Linked DNA regions of Homo sapiens: regions 1, 2, 3 and 5 are each linked to region 4. Evidence: chromatin contacts called from ENCODE Hi-C or POLR2A ChIA-PET data. All regions are on one chromosome and are shown on one strand. The core of a region is the stretch at or near the end of the contact, and the rest is flanking DNA. Distances in the headings are between cores, read along the strand shown. Region 1 holds the start of GRB2 (growth factor receptor bound protein 2). Region 2 holds the start of FDXR (ferredoxin reductase). Region 3 overlaps LLGL2 (LLGL scribble cell polarity complex component 2). Region 4 holds the start of NT5C (5', 3'-nucleotidase, cytosolic). Region 5 has its middle 20 kb from the start of MIR3678.

Evidence for each region. A loop is a pair of places that touch in the nucleus more often than their neighbours do. ChIA-PET counts read pairs that join two places held with the same protein, here RNA polymerase II (POLR2A). Pooled maps may share reads with other maps.
Region 1: a pooled map shows a loop between it and region 4 (3-fold over the local background). The contact joins the promoter of GRB2 here to the promoter of NT5C in region 4. A Hi-C loop is called at or near these places in 3 of 37 single-sample maps with no recorded cell type and 9 of 50 pooled maps. POLR2A ChIA-PET finds 5 or more read pairs at or near these places in 8 of 52 experiments (AG04450, CD4-positive, alpha-beta memory T cell, CD8-positive, alpha-beta memory T cell and 5 more).
Region 2: a pooled map shows a loop between it and region 4 (9-fold over the local background). The contact joins the promoter of FDXR here to the promoter of NT5C in region 4. A Hi-C loop is called at or near these places in 3 of 37 single-sample maps with no recorded cell type and 5 of 50 pooled maps. POLR2A ChIA-PET finds 5 or more read pairs at or near these places in 5 of 52 experiments (HepG2, MCF 10A, OCI-LY7 and 2 more).
Region 3: a pooled map shows a loop between it and region 4 (3-fold over the local background). The contact joins the enhancer-like site here to the promoter of NT5C in region 4. A Hi-C loop is called at or near these places in 2 of 50 pooled maps. POLR2A ChIA-PET finds 5 or more read pairs at or near these places in 3 of 52 experiments (B cell, activated naive CD4-positive, alpha-beta T cell and common myeloid progenitor, CD34-positive).
Region 5: a pooled map shows a loop between it and region 4 (2.3-fold over the local background). The contact joins the enhancer-like site here to the promoter of NT5C in region 4. A Hi-C loop is called at or near these places in 3 of 37 single-sample maps with no recorded cell type and 8 of 50 pooled maps. POLR2A ChIA-PET finds 5 or more read pairs at or near these places in 5 of 52 experiments (AG04450, HEK293, Panc1 and 2 more).

Annotation. Positions count from the first base shown.
Region 1 is chr17:75,404,404-75,407,103 of GRCh38, forward strand. GRB2 (growth factor receptor bound protein 2) reads right to left here and starts at 1,275. Exons shown (of 6, transcript NM_002086.5): 1 at 1,086-1,275. It overlaps MIR3678 (microRNA 3678), which reads left to right and starts at 1,666; the gene lies at 1,666-1,759. RefSeq lists a silencer at 1,333-1,512.
Region 2 is chr17:74,871,563-74,874,262 of GRCh38, forward strand. FDXR (ferredoxin reductase) reads right to left here and starts at 1,432. Exons shown (of 12, transcript NM_024417.5): 1 at 1,304-1,432; 2 at 474-571. The coding sequence starts at 1,382. RefSeq lists enhancers at 784-1,684, 1,482-1,776, 1,732-1,961, 2,582-2,700 and silencers at 1,172-1,301, 1,342-1,571.
Region 3 is chr17:75,565,249-75,567,948 of GRCh38, forward strand. All of the region lies in intron 10 of LLGL2 (LLGL scribble cell polarity complex component 2), which reads left to right. Among named protein-coding and RNA genes, the nearest start is that of MYO15B, 21 kb to the right of the region's middle. RefSeq lists an enhancer at 1,641-1,790. Within about 2 kb of position 1,368, at least 3 of the 41 ENCODE cell types and tissues checked have a DNase peak (open chromatin) inside an H3K27ac peak, as active enhancers do.
Region 4 is chr17:75,130,465-75,133,164 of GRCh38, forward strand. It overlaps NT5C (5', 3'-nucleotidase, cytosolic), which reads right to left and starts at 1,278. Exons shown (of 5, transcript NM_014595.3): 1 at 1,070-1,278; 2 at 717-817; 3 at 581-641; 4 at 289-403; 5 at 1-178. The coding sequence starts at 1,243. The coding sequence ends at 24. RefSeq lists an enhancer at 171-260 and silencers at 297-501, 871-1,440.
Region 5 is chr17:75,425,131-75,427,830 of GRCh38, forward strand. No RefSeq gene overlaps it. Among named protein-coding and RNA genes, the nearest start is that of MIR3678, 20 kb to the left of the region's middle. RefSeq lists an enhancer at 1,615-1,674. Within about 2 kb of position 1,346, at least 21 of the 41 ENCODE cell types and tissues checked have a DNase peak (open chromatin) inside an H3K27ac peak, as active enhancers do.

The DNA.
Region 1 (2,700 bases), core at 25-2,524, 270 kb after region 4:
AAGGAAAGAGAGTCTCTTCCCGAGGAAAAAGACGGAATCTTGAAATGAGAGAAAACGAACAGCACGAAAGGGAAGAAACCTCGAAAAATTACGCCAGAGTGGGGACTACAAGGAGGAAGGGGAAGTACATTAGAAAAAAAGGGGGGGGTGGGGGGAGGAAGGGGCAAATGACTTGCATTACACAAGCATTTCGTGTCCCTAGTGGAAAGGACAGAAGCAGATAGAGAAGGAAGGAAATAACTGGAGAAAGAGGAGTAAGAAAGCCAAAATAGACTAATGCTAATTTCTCTCATGTGTCTGACATTTCGGAAAGTCAACAGCATCAAAAAGAGACAGACCTCAAGTGCACTTCAGTCCCCTGCAAACTGCACTTTCACAGCGTTTGAAGCCAGCCTTGAAAAACTTTCTAAACAAGCCATAACTCATGTGTGGCTTACAATCATAGAGAGGGCGCGCTGCAAATGAAAATTACCAGCGCCCGCTCTCGCCGCAATCCTTCCTCGGTGCAGTCCAACCTGCTACTGCTGAATTTTTCTTGACAAATATTTTTCAAATAGTTTTTTTTTTTAAGTGTCAGAATAAAGGTATCTCCCCCGGCTCCAGCAGCAAACGTTCCACCCCAAAGTGGATTCCCGCACAAAATTAAGCCCAAAGACGCCAGGAGATGGTGACGTGGTTGCCGTGCAGGTCGAAGGCACATCAATCACCACAGCTGCAGCCCACACCAGTCCCCCGCCGCCAGGCTCGGGTAGACTGACTCGGTCGGCGTTCGGCCCGCCTGGGCTTCCCGGGCCCCTTCCGTGCAAACCCTCCCGATGAAGGCAGGGGACCTCGCCAGAGAACCCCGACCTCTTCCCCCGGACTGCCCAGAGCCAAGAGCCGGAGGAGGACGGTCCCCAGGAAGGAAGCGCCCCAAAAGGGGAAACGTAGAGTCCGGAGCCCCGGGGATTGCGCTCCACGTCCCAAGCCTCGCCGCCCCGACGCGAACCCCGGGGCCGGTCCCGGTTCCCCCGGGGCCCACTCCCGCTGTAGAGCCAAGAGGAAAAGGCACGAGAGAGGCGCCGAGCGCAGCCTCCCGTACTCACCGTGGCGCAGCTGCTCCGCTCAGCGTCCGGCCCGCCCCTCCACAACGCTGCGAGCGGCCGGCGACCCCAAGGCTGCTCTGCGAGGGCAGCGCTTGCTCCCGCCGCCGTCACCGCCACAGGCACAGACTCTGCCACAGCCGCCGCCGCCGCTGCCGCCGCCCGGTCGCCGAAGCAGCAATACCTCCTGGCTTCCGCTCCCCGTCGGTGTCCCGCGAGAACTTCTCCACGAGGCCCCGCCCCGCCCCCGCGAGACTTCCCCCGGCGGAAAAGGCCCAGAGCGCAAGCGCTCCTCCTCAGCCGGGCCCCTGCGGGTAGGGAACCAGCTAGGTGTCAGGGCGCATGCGCCAGACCTCCCCGCAGCAGGTGGCCTCCGCACGGCTCCGCCCCCGGGTCGCCGTAACCCTCTCGGTGCCAGAGCGGGTAAATGACAGCTTAGCCCTGAAGGACTCTTCCCCCGTCTAATCACTTTATTTTCCTCTTCTACCAAACCTAGGCAGTTGGATGGGTAGGGGCTTGGGGGAGGAAGAGATCTTCCAGAATGAAGCACTCCAAATAGAGGACCAGGTCTTAAAATATTTGAGAATCCGGTCCGTACAAACTCTGCTGTGTTGAATGATTGGTGAGTTTGTTTGCTCATTGATTGAATCACTGCAGAGTTTGTACGGACCGGATTCTCCAATATAGGCCGAACACTGTGCTGGGGATAGAACAGAAATCTTGGCCCTTAAGGAATTCACGGTCTAGGAAGTAGAAGAAAAATAAACAAATAATGCCATAAGTACTGTTATAATTATTTGGAGTTTGCTGAGGAAGCTAAAAAAATGGAGGGGGTACTGCTACACTGCCCATTGCAGAAGAGCCTTCACAGATGTGATGCGGCGATGTCTGATCTGAGTCTTGGAGGATGAGTAGGAATTTGCCAGGCAGAGAAGCCAGAGTAAGGGCATTTCAGGGAAAGGGAATGGCACGTAAGTACAGAGGCTAAGTACAGAGGAACGGAGGCGTGAGAGAGAAAGTCGTGTTCTGTGCAGTGCTAAGTAGTTCAATTCCTGTATGAGGCCGGTGAGTACGGGGGAGTGGCAGAAGATGAGGCTTGGAGAAATAATTCTTATTTTTCAGTTCCCAAAGCTCTTCCAATTAAAGGATAGAACACAACACACCTAGCGTTACTGTGCCTTCTGGAAGCCAACAAAATAGCGCTGAGGTGAGAATAACCAAGCATCTGATTCTATAGAGAAAAGAAGCCCATTGAAACACAGAAAATGAATTGTGCTTTCACCAAGTATTTATTGAGCATCACCTGTGTGCAAGGGGCTCTGCAGGGTCAAAGACCAACCAGATGAAGCCCCTGCTTTCAGTGCTTTGTAATCTAGAGTTGCCTAATCTGTAAGACAAGCAGTTGGCCCCAAGTGCCACTGAACTACACATAGGGATGGCTGAGGAGGGAGCCAGTACTTGGTGCTGAGCTAATCAAGAAGGATTTGGTTTGAACGGCAAAGTGAAAGCAGGGAGGAAAGAGGAAAGAGTAATGGAATCAGCCTTTTGTTTTTTTTTTTTTTTTTTTTTTTTGAGACGGAGTTTTGCTCTTGTTGCCCAGGCTGGAGTGCAATGGTGC
Region 2 (2,700 bases), core at 182-2,681, 260 kb before region 4:
GGCAGAGGGCAGGCTGAAAGAACAGAATGGCACGGAGGACTGGAGCTATGGGTGAGGAGGGCATGGCAAGGCAGGTAAAGTTACAGAAAGCGGAGGAGGTGGGTAGCCTCGAGATGTAGGATGTTTGGGATAGAGTGAAGATAGACGAGAGAGGAGGGAAGATGAAGGAGGACAAAGTCATTTTGCAGGTCTACATAAGCCCCCTGGAGTGCTTGGCCAGGGAGGCAAAGCTGACCACCTGCCACTGACCACTCACCACCAATGTGCGTTTTACACCCCTGTCACACTGAGGACGGGAGGGGAGGGGAGCCTCAGGTGTAGGTGAGGAAGCAAGTGGGAAGTGTCCAGGCCAGATGGCTGGGAGCCCCTTCCCCATAAGGCAACCAGGAGTGCTCTTAAAACCCAAAGCGGGTGAGGCTTGCCCTTAGGACTGGAGCAGCAGGTGAATGATGGACTATGAGTAAGTGGCTTACCTTTAGCAGGTGTTGGGCCGTGTAGAAGCCAGCTGGGCCACTGCCCACCACACAGATCTGGGGGGTCTTCTCCTGTGTGGAGAAATGGTGGCAGAAGCCTGGGGCCAGGCAGAGGAGAGGGAAAAGGTCAAAATTAACTTCTCTCCCCAGTCCCAAACCAACCTGAATATCCAACAGAAGCTGGAACTTCCCAAGCTTCACCCTCACCTGCATCCTCCTTCTCTTGTTCCTCAAGGCTTTGGCATTTGCAGGGTCTCTTACTTCATCTGAACCCCCAAAGGCTGTGGGTTCATCCAGAGCCCACATCTCACCCATGAACCTACTACACCACTGCCAATGGCCTGCCCAACAACACTTCATTCCCTATCCAATCGGCTAGAATCCCACATCCTTCCAACGGCCTCCATATCATCCCAATCTCGCCCCCGTGGGTCTCCCCACGGTGTCCCTCCTCTAACCCCTCTCTCTCTCCACAAAACGCTATATTGCCCATATAGACCCGTCTTATTCCTACAGATCCCTGTTTCGACTCAGACTTTCCTCTCGCCCCACAGACCTCCGTATCATCCTCCATTCACCCCGTCTCACACCTGTAGATCTCAAAGTCTCTCCTTTTCACCTTTGTTGACCTCCGTCTCTAACCCTAGAAGCCTCACATCTCACGCACAGATCTCCGCCCACCCCCGTACACCACCGGGATCTCGCCAGCAGGAAGACACCCCTTCAGTCTCACCCTTCTCCAGCCCTGCCCCAGCTCTGCTCCGACCCCTACTCAGCGCTCGCAGGCCTCCCCGCGCTCCCATCCAGCCCCAAAGGCGCCCTGCTCCTACTCGGGGTGCTCCCGGCGGGAGGCAGCCGGGTCCGAGGCCACGCCGACCAGCCCCACCAGCGCCAGCAGCGCGAAGCCATGGCTGGGAGCAGCAACCTGCAAGTGGATCTGTTCCTAGCTACTGCTCCGCAGGGCAAGCCCGCTCCTGCCCGGGCCCGCCCACAAGCGAGGCCCCGCCCCAAACCCCGCCCCCTGCGCTCCGGGAAAGCGGAGCCTTGCGGCTCCACCCCGACTCCCGAGAGAATCCCGCCCCCAAAAGAGAGACCCGCCCTTAACTACGCCCCACCGTCGAAGCCCCGCCCCTCGGAGCATCCGGGGTATACGCGATTTAATACATTTCTCCCCAGGCCTCACCTTCCCTCCAAATCCCGGAAGCCTAGGGTTGGAAGAGAGCGAATCCCCATCGCTGTTTCAGTCCCTCCCCAAGGAAACAGCCACTAAGAAAGGAGCTTATTTTACTTAGCCGCGCCCCTCTCGGGAGGCTCTCGTCGCTCACTGATGACGCAGACGCCCTTGCCATTTGATTGCGAATCCTCCCACGTGACTTCGTCCTAGCCAATCACGAGTCCGGCTCCAAGCGAGCCTTCCCGCCGTTGGGAAATAACCAGAGTGCGGAAGTCTGGGGCGAGGGAGCTCCTTCCCGGAGCCCAGCAGCCTCCTTCTTCGACCCCGGGTGTTGTGCCGATGTAACCCCTCAAATCCCCGTCTTTGCCGGGCCAGGGAGAATATTAAACCCTGGAAAGCTCGTCCCACCTCACCTCCTTTCCCATTACATAGGTGAAGAAAAGCGGGGCGGGGCAGTGGCTTACGTATGGTACTAAGGACAGAGCGTCCGACCCCCGTGCAGCCGAGCCGGGACCAGAGTTGAGGTACTCCCCTCGGGTTCAGAATTTAAGGGGGCTCCAAAACACTCAGTAATCAAGATAAATATAATACTGCAACGTTTTAAAAGGTCAAAAGTAATGCAAAAAGTCTATGATCAAAATGTTTTTAAAAATAAGGACAGGATCCGTAGTCACAGCTGACCCAATAAGCCTAACCCCTCTTCCTTTTCCCCATGGGCCCTCTTGTCAAATATTACTTCCTTGGAGAAGCCTTTTCTCTGACCCGTCCCCTCCCAAGTTCCAAGGAGTTAAAGGCCTCTCATTCCACAGCATCTGACCTTATCCCATCATGACTTACTACACTGGTTGTCGTTTTTAATGAGATTTTAAATTCAATAATAACATACAGAAAAGTGCACAAATCATGAGTGTACAACTTGACAATATATCACAAGGTGTAACCATATAACCACCACCCAGATCAAGAAATAAAACATGGCCAGTATCCCAGGAGTCCTCTGTGCCCTTACTGGTCACTTCCCCTCCCTCCCACTGGTAAGTAAATGCTGTCTGC
Region 3 (2,700 bases), core at 118-2,617, 430 kb after region 4:
TGACAGGCAAGACCAGAAAGGGCTGATGTTGAAACCTGGAGAGGAGCCCTGCAGGAGCTCTCCAGGAGGGAGGGCCCTCTCCTAATGATGCTGGCCTGAAAGGGCCTGAGGCCGAAAGGTGAGGGGGCGGGGCTGTTCAGGACACCTGGTCTGTGTACTCACGGCCTCTATCTACCCTGTTCAGGGGAACCCCAAACCTGCTTTTCTTTCTTTCTCAGCCTCTCCTCCCTCCTCACACCCTGGATGCTGAGAGCAGGGCCCAGCTCTGCTCTTTCCACAACATTTGGGCCATGTTGGCACAGAGCGGGGGCCTCTTGGGCTATGGTGGCCACACTCCCCGGGCTAACTGAGTTACCTGATTCCCAGCGGAAAGGTCAGGAAGGGAGGGAAGAAACTTGCTGAGCTACAAATTCGAGACTGCTGGGGCTTTCTAGGACAGGCCACCTTCCTGCAATTGTCCCTCTGTGTCCCCAACTCCCCGCAGTCCCGCAGGCCAGGAGGTGGGTGCCTGATGAGCGGTGCTTCCCTCAGATGATATGTGGGCACCCTGAAGCTCTCACGTAATGGTTCTGCTGTGCCGGGTTGTGACCCAGCTGTCCTTGGTAGGCTCTCCTGTTTAATGAGCAACTGCTATATGCCAGGCCCTGTTCTAGAAACAGATGAGGCCCCTGTTCCCATGGAACTTAGATCTGAGTATGTGGACAGAGTGAGTAGGTTGCCAGATAATGTCAGAGGTAAGAAAAAAGCCAGGCAGAGGACAGCAGTGCTGGTTTAGACAAGGGTTGGCAAGGCCTCCCTGATAAGGGGACGTATTTGCGCAGACACGGAAGCAGTCTGATGGAAGGCTTGCCCTGTAGGGACCTGGGGTGCAGACTGAGCTGGGAGGGCTCTTGGCTTGCTCCAATGAGGTAGGGGCGAAGAGAGGGCAGAATGGCCCCCGTGCTGGTCCAGATGTGGCCAGCGCCAGATCGTATAGAGCCGTGGAGGCACGGTAAGGACTTGGGGTTTGAGGGAGATGAGGGCCCTGAGCAGGGGTGCCATGATCTAGCCTCTGCTCCAGAAGGATCTGTCTGGCTGCCATGTGGGGGACACGGAGTGGAGCAAAGACGGGAGCCCAGTGAGAGTCGAGGGAGAGGTGACCTCAGCTTGGGCTGCGGTGCAGGCCATGGGACTGGCAGGAGGTGGCTGGGGTTACGCTGTCTTTTCTAACATTCAGCATTGGCTCAGGGGCCAGGTCAGGGCTCACAGACTGTTGCTATAAAGGGCTGGGTGGCTTTCTTCCCCACAGCTACTCAGCCTAATGCCATTGCAGAGCACATGTAGCCATGGACAACACAAGGGGCGTATCCGTGTTCCAGGACAGCCATATTGACAGGAATAGGCAGGAGGCCAGATTTGGTCCTCAGGCTGTAATTTCTTGGCCCCTTGTCTAGGGAGAGGTAAACGAGGGGAGGAGAGATCAGTCAAGGATGACGTGAGGGTTTGCTGGGAGCACCAGGAATCCTGGAGAAGGTAGTGGCAAGAGGGTGCAGCAAGCTCAGCTGGGCGGGGATCAAGTCTGAGGACTTAATGTCTCCTCTGATCTCCAGACCCATAAGGGAGATGCTGAGTAGACAACTGGGGCTTATGGGTCTGGAGTTCAGAGGAGAGATCGGGAAGGTGTCCATTTGGAGTCATCCACGCAGAGATGTGTGAAGGCTGCTCAATGATTTTGAGGTTTAAAGAAAAAAAGAGATGTGAAACCAGGGGCCCTGATGAGGCTGCCCAGGTGGTAAGGAAGACAGAAGAGAAGCCATGGGACAGCTGAGCCCGGGCACCCTCAAGCCTTGGAGGCATGAAGTTTGGTGGGGATCTGGCAAAGAACACCTGGGAGCAGCCAGCGGGCAGCAGACCCCAGAGTAGCAGGGAAGACAAGCACTTCAAAGAGGCAGCGTCAGCCAGGGGCAGTGGCTCAGCTGTAATCCTAGCACTTTGGGAGGCCAAGGATGGCAGATCACCTGAGGTTAGGGGTTCGAGACTAGCCTGGCCAACATGGTGAAACCCTGTCTCTACTAAAAATAAAAAATTAGCCAGGCATTGGTGGTATGTGCCTGTAATCCCAGCTACTCGAGAGGCTGAGGCAGGAGAATCTCTTGAACCCGGGAGGCAGAGGTTGCAGTGAGCCGAGATCATGCCATTGCACTCCAGCCTGGGCAACAAGAGCGAAACTCCGTCTCAAAAAATAAAAAAGAAAAACAAAAATTAGCCAGGCGTGGTGGTGAGTGCCTGTAATCCCAGCTACTTGGGAAGCTGAGGCAGGAGAATCGCTTGAACCCGGGAGGCGGAGGTTGCAGTGAGCTGAGATCGCACCACTACACTCCAGCCTGGGTGACAGAGCAAGACTCCATCTCAAAAAAAAAAGAGAAAAAAAAGACTGGGCACAGTGGCTCATGCCTGTAATCCCAGCATTTTGGGAGGCCAAGGTGGGAAGATCACTTGAGCCCAGGAGTTCAACACCAGCCTGAGCAACATGGCGAAACCCTGTCTCTACCAAAAATACAAAAGTTAGCTGGGTATCGTGGCTCACACCTGTAATCCCAGCTACTTGGGAGCCTGAGGCAGGAGGATCGCTTGAACCTGGAGGTGGAGGTTGCAATGAGCCGAGATCACACCACTGTACTCCAGCCTGGGCGACAGAGTGTGAAACCCTGTCTCGAGAAA
Region 4 (2,700 bases), core at 28-2,527:
GCTGCTGCCCGCGGCATCCCCGCTCATTCCCGCTGCGCAGCTCCGCGCTTGCTATCTAAGATCTCCCTCCAGTTGTCACTCCAGGAGAGCAGCCGTCTCCTTGTCGGGGGCAGGACCAGGTGCCGATTGTGGCAGCAGGTGAACAAGATGTGCTCCCAGCTTGGGGTCTCCTCCTGGCCTAGGACAGTGAAAGACAGCGCGCTGCCATCTGTCATGGGTATTATTACTCCCTCTCCCTAATCCGGGCAGGCCAGAGGCCTGGAGGCTGCCAAGGATAACGGGTCCAACCTCGAACTGTGTCCTTGTCATCAATGAGCAGGTCCCCCAAGACCACCGTCTTGTCCCTTGTCAGGATAATTCGTTCTACGAACTGGGGCCCCAGGTGCTGCTCCACCCAGCGGTACTGTGTAGAAAACACAGTCTGTGAGTAGGGCCTGATGGAAGCCGGAATTCAGGGATAGGGACTTGGCTCTAAGCCCTTGAGAGCCCCCCACCCCCACCTTCTGGGTTTCTGGTGGTTTCTTTTTAAAATCAGGATTTAGGCAGCTCCACGTGCGGAGTAGGGGCGGGGCAGCCACACCTTCTCACCCACACAGTGGTGGTACTTCAGCAGGGGGCTGGTGCAGATGAAGACCTGCGTGCTGCGGAGAAGGACGCGGTTACCGCCGGGAGCCAGGAGCCCGCCCAGGACTCCGCCCGCCCCCCTCTCTCCTTACTCCGGTAGGTCGTTCATCTCCCGCACAGCGTCCAAGGCTCCCGGGATGGGCTCCAGGTCCAGGAAAAAGCCCGGGGCTTCGTACACACTGGCCACTTTATCCTGAAAGACAAGAGTTCTGGGTCCCGGCTTCCCGTTCCCGCGAGGACCCGCAGGGAGGCTCCTGGGGGCTCCGGGCCCGAGCTCAGAGGGGCGGAGGGGGCGTCGGTCAGGGGCACGCGCCCAAAGGCTCCTCCCCAGGGTGCGCTGCCCGCGGGTTCCAGGGTGAGAGCTCTGCGCCCTTCACAGAGAAGGGGGAGACCCCCGGAACGGAGCGAGCGGGCCCTGCCCGGGTGGGGACCCTGCGCCCCCTACCGCCAGGTCGGGCCGCAGGGCGCGGTACTGCTCGCGGGCCAGGAAGCCGCGGCGTTGCTCCAGCGGCACGTGCGGCTCCTCAGGGAAGCGGCGGCGGAAGCCCCGCAGGAGGCCGGCCTCGAAGTCGGCCAGGACGCCGTCCATGTCCACCAGCACGCGCACGCTCCGCGCCATCGCCGCCGGGCCGGAGCTGCGAGCTCTCGGGGTCTGGGGGGCGCGGGCTCGGCCGGAAGCGGAGGGAGCGCTGCTTCCGGAGTCCGCCGGGCTGATTTGCATAGAGTGTCCGGGCCGCCCCGCCCAGGTCGTAAACCAGTGCCGACGGCCCTGCGGTTGCGCGAGGCCATCCTAGGGTTCGGGTGCAGGGACGGCTTTGGGGGGCACTTTTCTGACCCTGCGCTTCTTCGGGACCCAGCCTTTGTCCCCATCAGCCGCCTCCCACTTTACGGCAGACGTACCCCCGTTCACCCCACGTTACTAGTAGGGGACCGACCTTCCGGGGGCCCAACAAAGGGATGCTCTGAAATACTGGGAAGCATCTAACGAGGAGTCAAGGGTCCTAAACCCGTGGGGCTAGCTCCACATTTTTTTTCTTTTTTTCTTTTTTTTTTTTTTTATTTTGAGACGGAGTCTGGCTCTGTCGCCCAGGCTGCGGCGCAGTGGCGGCGCGATCTCGGCTCACTGCAGCCTCCGCTTCCCGGGTTCAACCGATTCTCTTGCTTCAGCCTCCCGAGTAGCTGGGATTACAGGCACCCGCCACCACGCCTGGCTAATTTTTGTAGTTTTAGTAGAGACGGGGTTTCGCCATGTTGGTCAGGCTGGTTTCAAACTCCTGACCTCAAGTGATCTGCCTGCCTTGGCCTCCCAAAGTGTTGGGATTATAGGCTTGAGCCACCGCACCTGGCCAAAGTCTTATTACCGCAGTACCGTGGTCTCAGTGGATTGCTTTCGTCTGTGCAGTGGAGCAGGAACAATCCCTCGAGGACTACAAAGTGAAATGAATCTGTTAACTGGTTTGTGTAAGTCTAGCTCGTTAAGAGACTAATTCACACTAGAGTTGGCTTGAAACATGGGAGCTTCAAGTGTGGTTTCCCCCGGAAAGATGATTTTGATCAAGCACAGGTAATCAGGACTGTCCTCAGGACTTTATGTGGAACTGACATCGCTTACCTACTCCCGTCTAGAAAATGCTGAACAGGGCCAGGTGCGGTGGCTCACGCCTATAATCCCAGCACTTTGGGAGGCCGTGGCGGGCGGATCATCTGAGGTCGGGAGTTCAAGACCAGCCTGACCAACATGGAGAAATCCTGTCGCTACTAAAAATACAAAATTAGCGTGGTGGCACATGCTTGTAATCCCAGCTACCCGGGAGGCTGAGGCAGGAGAATCTCTTGAATCCAGGAGGCAGAGGTTGCGGTGAGCCGAGATCATGCCATTGCCCTCCAGCCTGGGCAGCAAGAACAAAACTCCTTCTCAAAAAAAAAAAAAAAAAAAAAGAACATGCTGAACTGTGATACATTTTGTTGACTCTTCTTTTTGTGGATGTCATGAAACTTCCTGACTCCACTCAAATCTATTTGCCTACAAACTATAAAGCCAGGCGCCGTGGCTCAGGCTGGTAATCCCAGCACTTT
Region 5 (2,700 bases), core at 96-2,595, 290 kb after region 4:
TAAAAGCTTCTCAGACTGTATCTTTTAGCTGTTCTCTCCTGAGCATACCTGTATTGCCAGTCACCCAATGATCTCAAAACGCTTTGTAGATTACGACCATTATTTATTTTATTCTTCTTATTTTTTTTTTGAGACAGGGTCTCCCTCTGTCACCTGCCTTACCCTCCTTAGTAGCTGGGACTACAGGTGGGCACCACCACACCACACCCTGCTAATTTTTGTATTTTTAGTAGAGACTGGGTTTCTCCATGTTGCCCAGACTGGTCTTGAACTCCTGGGCTCAAGGGATCTGCCCACCTTGGCTTCCCAAAGTGTTGAGATTACAGGTGTGAGCCACTGTGCCCAGTGCCTTAAAGCTTTATAGAAAAAATAATGGCAGGCCGGGCACAGTGGCTCACACCTGTAATCCCAGCACTTTGGGAGGCCAAGGCAGGCAGGTCACCTGAGGTCAGGAGTTCGAGACCAGCCTCGCCAATGTGGAGAAACCCCGTCTCTACTAAAAATACAAAATTAGCCGGGTGTGGTGGCACATGCCTGTAATCCCAGCTACTCGGGAGGCTGAAGCAGGAGAATCACTTGAACCCGGGATGCGGAGGTTGCGGTAAGCCGAGATGGCGCCACTGCACTCCAGCCTGGGCAACAAGAATGAAACTCTGTCTCACAAAAAAAGAAAAGAAAAGAAAAGAAAAAATAATGGTCCGGAGCGGTGGCTCACACCTGTAATCCTAGCACTTTGGGAGGCCGAAGTGGGCAGATCACAAGATCAGGAGTTCGAGATCAGCCTGATCAACATGGTAAAACCCCGTCTCTACTAAAAATACAAAAATTAGCTGGATATGGTGGCAGGCCCCTGTAATCCCTGCTACTCGGGAGGCTGAGGCAGGAGAATCACTTGAACCTGGGAGGAGGAGCTGCAGTGAGCCGAGATCGCACCACTGCACTCCAGCCTGGGCAACGCAGTGAGACTCCGTCTTAAAAAAAAAGAAAGAAAGAAAGAAAAAAAATGTCTTAGGGCCCCTTTACAGAGAAAACATGCCACTCCAGCCTGTAGCTAAGCAGGTGTACCCCTGGTGGACAAGTGACTTACCCAGGACGATCACTGCCGAGGCCAGGATTTGGGAACATTCAAATGTAACTCGGTGGTTTCACATTTTACATGAAAGCATACTTCACGGTTTTAATTAGCAAGTGGAATAACTTCTACTTGCTCATGTTGTCAGCCCTACGTGTTGCCATCAACCACAGGGTAATTAGTGAGGGAAAGGATCAAGCGGCTTCTGTTGTGACAAAGAGTGCAGCATTTGTAGGTGATCCTTACCTAGGCTGGAAAATCGGGTACTTCCCTTGGTTGCCATTAGATGTCACTCGAGACAGGCAGGCATTTCCTCAGAGGTGGTTGTAGAACTAACTAACTGTAAAGGAATGCAGTCCTTTGGCTCCAAAAATGGATTCGACCTTGCTGCCCGGACTCGCCGCACTAGAAGTGCCAGGAAACGTTGTTTGATGGAGCGTGGAGGAAATATCCTGTTGCACCATATGTAATGGAAACCCTATTTCCCTGGAACCAAAACAGAATTCACGACCCAACAAGACTGCTCTCTCCCTCCCCCGCCAACCCCTAAATCTTTGTTAACCACAAGTTTCTTTTCTTTCTTTTTTTTTTGAGACCGAGTCTCGCTCTGTCACCCAGGCTGGAGTGCAGTGGCGCGATCTTGGCTCACCGTAAGCTCCGCCTCCTGGGTTCAAGCCATTCTCCTGCCTCAGCCTCCCGAGTAGCTGGGATTACAGGCGCCCACCACCACGCCCGGCTAATTTTTTTGTATTTTTAGTAGAGACGGGGTTTCACCGTTGTAGCCAGGATGGTCTTGATCTCCTGACCTCGTGATCCGCCGGCCTTGGCCTCCCAAAGTGCTGGGATTACATGCGTGAGCCACTGCGCCCGGCCAACCACAAGTTTCAATTCTTTGTGGTTACAAAAGAACAGAAATAATGTTTTCCCATTTACTTAATAAACTCAGAAGCTGCATTTTCTCTGCCTTCTATGAAACATATCTTCCCTTTCTACTAGACTCTTTTTTGGTTTTATGGCTCAAGGGCAGAAAGTTGTGGAATTTATTCTCTTTTCACTTCTAAAACATTTTCAGACTTAGATTGCTCAGTGGCAAAGTCTGATGTCTTCCTCTCTGGTTAGGATCCTGAATGTATGGACATTTTGTCTTAGGAGCAAAAATGAAATAATGCACACAGTGTGTTTAGCTCAGAGTCTAACCCTCAGCAAGCTCTTAAATGTAAGCTACAGCTGGGCACAGTGGCTCATGCCTGTAATCCCAGCACTTTGGGAGGAGGCCGAGGTGGGCGGATCACTTGAGGGCAGGAGTTCGAGACCAGCCTGGCCAACATGATGAAACCCTGTCTCTACTAAAAATACAAAAATTAGCCATGCGTGGTGGCAGGCACCTGTAATCCCAGCTACTTGGGAGGCTGAGGCAGGAGAATTGCTTGAACCCGGAAGGTGGAGATTGCAGTGAGCCGAGATTGCACCGTTGCACTACAGCCTGGGCAACAGAGCGAGACTCAGTCTCAAATGAAAAAAAAGTAAGCTACTACTACTACTGCTATTATTATTGTATGTCTGGATCATGACAGTAAGATAATTGCCAGTTAGAACCTAGAGGAACAAGATTGGTTGCAAGGATGCAA